Regions from separate parts of the Homo sapiens genome. Here region 1 is linked to region 2. A link is a contact called in ENCODE Hi-C or POLR2A ChIA-PET data. All regions are on one chromosome and are shown on one strand. The core of a region is the stretch at or near the end of the contact, and the rest is flanking DNA. Distances in the headings are between cores, read along the strand shown.

Region 1 (2,700 bases), core at 174-2,673, 380 kb after region 2:
GCAGCAGGTTTCAATAAAATCAATTAATTTAATTTGATTTGGTTTTATGTACTTGGAGTTGGTGCCTCTTGAACTCAGTATGAAAATTATTGCAGAATAAAAATGCATATTAGTACTCAGAGCCCACTGTCCTTGGACTCTTCGTGGAGCCTGCAGTGCTGATCACAAAGGCAAATCCCCTCTGACCTGGCAGGAGCCTCCGCCAACTGTCCACCTAGTTAACCCCCTCCAGCTCCAGACAGTGCTTATGGCAGCTCCTGGGCTGTTTGGAGTGTTCTTCTCACTTCCCAAAGCACTTTCTTATCTGGTAGTGAAGCTAAGGCATTTCCATTTTGCATTCGTGAAATGGACTCAAAGAGACTTTGGATGGCCTTGGTCACTAGCTTACTGGTTTTTTTGTTGTCCCTCTTAATGAAACTAATTGAAGCAATATGGTGCAGTGGATTGAAAGGCAGCTCTGCCTCTCAAGAGACACATGAATTTGGGCAAGTCCTTTCACTTCTCTGGGCTTTCTTTGTCTGTAAGAGGGCTGGACATCTGCTTGAAAGGCTGATTCCAGCTGTCAGAATCACACAATCAGTGGGACAGCTGGTCTTCCTGAGCTACTTTGGGGAGCCTGTCCCACTGTTAAGCCCCACTCCATTTCCATTTCATCCAAGAGGGCTCCCAGCCAGTTCATGGAATGGGTGATGGGATTGAAGATGGGCCCTGCACTCTCCAGGAGTGGCTTCTCCCCCACATTGCTACGGATCAGAGCAAATGTTGCTTTCAAGAAGGGAGGAGCTCAGGGGCCTAGAAAGCATCTGACCAGCCCACTATTTTACAGATGAGGGAACCCAGCTTCAGAGTCACACAGCCACTGTCCAGGGCCATGCTCATGCCCAGCCACATTCACAGTTATTATAAAGGGGGGAGATTTTGCTCAGGGCTCATTTTCCAACTGTCCTTTTCATTCTTTTCTCCTGTCAGGATGGGAGAGAGATGGCCAAGCCATCTTTGGGGCCTCTCCAATAAAGCAGATGCTGACATCAGTCATTCCAGCGCCCCTACATCCCTTCTCAGGCCCAGTAGCTGCCGCTTCACTGAGGACCAACGGGCCCCATTCGGAAACATCCCCCACCAGTGCCTGACATCCCACCCTTAGCAGTTTCATTCTCCTAGACAGGAGGGCCTGCCCTCCCTCAGCCCTTCCTACTGACTGCATGCTGAGCATGAACGTTCATCCTCCTCAGTGACATTTTTCTCCCATAGGTCTTACCTGCCCAGAGCTCTTCTGTAGCAGAAACTGAGCCTGTCCTCTCCATCCTGCGTCTCTTATTTACTGAGAGGCACTATTGTGTGCTGAGAACTGCCCTGGGCACTCCCTGTACATTATCTCATTGAATCCAGCATTGGCCCCGGAAGATGGGCATTACGGTCCCTATTTTCCTGTGGGGGAACTTCAGCTCAGAGAGGAGACAGAATTTTACAAGGTCACACACAGCTATGAAGTGACAGGGCCAGGATTCAACCCCACATCTAACTCCAAGACTCTTGGACCATACCATGTGATCTCCCTCGTGCATAGGAGGTGCTTAACAGATCCTTAATGACCATGTAGCCAATACATCCCTCTGCCAAACCCCAAATGTGGGGGAAGAGGTAATAATAGTAACAACTGTCTATGAAGTCCCTATTATGTGCCAGGCACCAAACCGCAGCACTCAGTGAGGTGAATACTATTACTATCTCAATTTTACAGATGCAACAACTGAGGCATAGAGAAGTCACTTGCCCAAGGTCACCCAGCAGGTAGGTGAGCTGGGCTTCAGTGCGGCCCTGCCTCTGAGGTGGAGTCCCTGCCTCCACTGTTGCTGGATCCTCCTTTAGCTCCCCGTGGCTCTGTTTCCGGTAGAAGGTAGAAGGCTGCAGGGAAGGAGGCTGGGGCCAGGGGTGGTGTTTGCGCCTCGGGGACGCCTGCAGCTGGCACTGCCCTCCACCCAGCTGATAACTACAGCCGGGTCTGGCACGAAGCCCTGCCTGGAGGTGGGCGGCCTGCGGCGGCGGGGGGTCTGGCTCTGCGTTCGCCCCTCTCAGCCCCGCCTCGCCCCCTGCGGGGTCAGTGCGGGTCCCGCCCGCCCGGGCAGGCGCCGGCCTCTCAGGCGGTAACCGGGTAACCGTGGGCAGGGGCGGTGCCGCGCCGGGCCGCGGCCTCCCGGGGAGGCGGGCGGGTGGGGAGGTCGAGCTGGAGCGATGTGAGAATGCGGAGGAGAGGCCCGGGAAACAGGCTGCGGCCGCGGGGAGGGGCGCCCGGGAGGAGGGCGATGGCTCCCGCAGGAGGAGAGAGAGGCCGCGGGGGCGCAGAGTGGAGGGAGAGGGCGGGGCGCCCGGGAAGGGGCGGGGATAGAGGAGGGGCCTCCGGAGCGGGGCGGGGCTGGGGCGGGGCGCCCGGGCCGGGCCGGGCCGGGCAGCCGAGTGAACGCTGCAGGAAGGGGGCTGCGGGCAGGCACGGAGTCCGGGGCGCTTGTGGCCGGGCGGAGCGGCTGTGGTTGCTTCATGTCCCGGATTCTGCTTTCTCAGAGGTCAGGCGAGTGGGGCCGGCAGGGAGAGAAAGGTGGGCGAACCAGTCTGAACAGGCCGGGCAACTGGAGGAGCGTGGGCCCGGCGAACTGGGGTGCTGCCCAGCACCCTCTACCCTCACCACGCTCGGGAATTTTTCGT
Region 2 (2,700 bases), core at 201-2,700:
TCAGGCGCGCGGTGTCCCGGACGCCCCCTCCGGCCACATCCAGGCACCGGCACGCGGCCCTCCGAGGCCCCAGACCTTCGCCGCAGCCCAAGCCATCGCCCCCCCGCCCGCCCTCCCCCATGACCGGCGCCCGGGACAGTTACCTGCTCGTCGTCCTGATGAACCCGAGCCGGAGCCCACCCCACGGCCTCTCGGGTCACTCGCCACCCAGAGGTGGCTTTTCAGAGCCTGTCAAGTGAACCCCTCTCCGCCGGGCGTATCTATTCCCCAGGCCCGATTGCACCGCAGCGACAGGAATAATAAAAAAAGCCAACAGAACCACAACCGTTGGGAATAACCAAAGGGGAGACCGCAACGGGTCCACCGATTTGGTTTCTTCCTCTGCTCCCATCCCCCGCTCCCCCCGCGGCCCGCGGGCTCACCGGGGACGCAGGGAGGGGGCTGCGCCCTGTCTAGACGACAGCCATCCACAGACATCCCCGAGCCCGCGGGGACGGGCGCGCACACTCACACACGCCCGCTGCCACAGACACAATCAGTCACCGGGGAAGGGAGGGGCGGCGTGGCGACACACTCTCGGGGTCCCTCCCGCAGCCCCGAGTGCCGCAGCCCCCGGCCCCCAAACGCCACCCCGAGACGGGCTCCCTACCTCGGCGGAGCGCGGTCTGAACAGCTGCAAGTTTGGCTGATACTAAACCAACTGCTCGATGCAGCAAATGCGGGCTTCAAAACAAAAGGGAGAGGAATCGCGCTCGCTCTTTTCCTCCTCCCAGGTCGGAACCCGGCACATGACAGCGGCTACACCGCGCAGCTCCAAAGCGAGCCGGGCTCCAGCCGTGCGTCCCCCAAGAGCCCCCCTTGGCGCCGGAGCTCCAGGGCCACGACACCCCGCGGGGCGGGGAACCCGGCAGGGAATGGGACAAACCCAGGGAGGGGGCGACACTGTGGAGTGCAGTTCCCCACCGAGGGGGAGGAGGGGATGGTAGATGGGTGCGGACACCCCGCTGGCCCAGGAGCAGGGATGGGGGGAAGGGGGCTGATTGTTTGGGGCGGTTTTCCCGGATTTATCTATAAGCACGCCCACGTCACGCAGCCCTCCTCCCGGGTCCCCGAATCGATCAGCAAGCTGAGATGACTATAAGAGGAGGACGGGCGAGGAGATGCTCACCTCGGGGTTCCTCTGGCCGCCGCGCCAAGCCCGAGTCGGGGGTGGGGGAAGGGGGCAGGGAAGGGGAAGGGAGGGACGAGGCTCCGGAGAGCCGACTCCTGCCTCGAGTTCGGAGCGTCCCAGCTGCGGAGGGGATCGGGCGCCCCAGCGCACAGACCCAGCAGAGAGGGGAGGGAGGGAGGGAAGGGAAACAGGGAGGGAGGGGCGGGTAGGGGGGAGGGAGTAGAGGAAGGAAAAAAAATGATCCCTGATCTGACACAGGGAAAGAGAATGTAGGAGAGTGACGTTCAGGCCCCGCCCTCCCCTCCGGCCACGTGCAAAGACTTGAAAGGAAAGAGGGCGGCTGGAGGCCTGCTGGGTAATGTAGTTCGCCTTTCTTTTCCAGGATGGCGGGCCCTGGAGAGCAGGGTGGCCCCAGGACGCTCGGGATGTCGCCTTAGCTGCCAAGACAGCCCAGTCTAGCGACGCCAAAACCCGCCGCCCAGCGACCCCACGGCGCTGGCGCAGCCCTGGGTGGGGGCCTCTGCGGTGGGAGAACTGGGGGCTTAGGCGCAGTCCAGGCTTACAGGGAAACGTTGGTTTTAGAGTCCGAAAGGCTTTAAGGATGAGAACGTCCGTGCCGAAAGTGCAAAGTCTGTGCTAATGGCAGATGAAAAGGAGCTTTGTGTATGCACTGGGGGGCCCAAGTGGCGTGATTAATGCTGCACTAAATGCCACCGTCGGTTATTGAGATGCATATGTTATAATTAACATTTGAGCATCTCTGTGTCGGGGGCTGGCTGTTGTAATTAGATACGCACTTTGCAACCAATTAATTTTCCTTCGGCCAAGCTAAGGGCTGGGACGGGGTGGTTGGGAGAATTCAACGTAGTGGATAATTCAGTAATGACTTAACCAGATCACCAATGTTTTGGTTAAAACTGAGCTTGGCACAGAGAGGCCTTCAGGAGAAATACTGAATAAAATACTGTATGCCCCAACAGGGAAGGGGGCTAGAAATTCATTAGAGGAACTGTGTGATGCAGTATAAACTGCTGTAGAAACCCATTTATTCATTAGTTTATATTCACATTTAGTGAGCACTTTCCACAGACCAGGTGTGTCTAGGAATGCCAAAACAGGTAAGACTCACAGTCTCTGCGCTCAAGGAGCTCAGTCCAGTATTAGGGACTACAGTCAATGAAAGTATTATACAAGGGATAAGTCAGCGCTTAACACAAAGTGCTGTGAAATTCCCCCCACCACACAACCTGGAGCAGCCAACTGGATGGAGGGTGGGTGGGGTCTGGGAGAGGGTCAGGAAGACTTCCTGGAGGAAGTGATACTTGAGCAAAGAATTTCTAAGTTTTTTTTTCTTTTTTTTTTTTTTTGGAGACTGAGTCTCTCTTTGTTGCCCTGGCTGGAGTGCAGTGGCGTGATCTTGGCTCACTGCAAGCTCTGCCTCCCTGGTTCATGCCATTCTCCTGCCTCAGCCTCCCAAGTAGCTGGGACTTCAGGCGCCCGCCACCACACCTGGCCAATTTTTTTTTTTT

The links. A loop is a pair of places that touch in the nucleus more often than their neighbours do. ChIA-PET counts read pairs that join two places held with the same protein, here RNA polymerase II (POLR2A). Pooled maps may share reads with other maps.
Region 1: a loop to region 2 is called in a map of sigmoid colon, with 5 times the contacts of the local background. The contact joins the promoter of ZBTB7C-AS1 here to the promoter of CTIF in region 2. A Hi-C loop is called at or near these places in 4 of 168 maps with a recorded cell type or tissue (CD8-positive, alpha-beta T cell, ascending aorta, gastrocnemius medialis and 1 more) and 14 of 50 pooled maps. POLR2A ChIA-PET finds 5 or more read pairs at or near these places in 1 of 52 experiments (WTC11).

Annotation. Positions count from the first base shown.
Region 1 is chr18:48,161,439-48,164,138 of GRCh38, reverse strand. It overlaps ZBTB7C-AS1 (ZBTB7C antisense RNA 1), which reads right to left and starts at 1,423. Exons shown (of 5, transcript XR_001753437.2): 1 at 1,259-1,423. All of the region lies in intron 3 of ZBTB7C (zinc finger and BTB domain containing 7C), which reads left to right. RefSeq lists a silencer at 2,304-2,503.
Region 2 is chr18:48,537,781-48,540,480 of GRCh38, reverse strand. It overlaps CTIF (cap binding complex dependent translation initiation factor), which reads right to left and starts at 1,450. Exons shown (of 12, transcript NM_014772.3): 1 at 1,169-1,450. RefSeq lists silencers at 405-764, 1,265-1,344.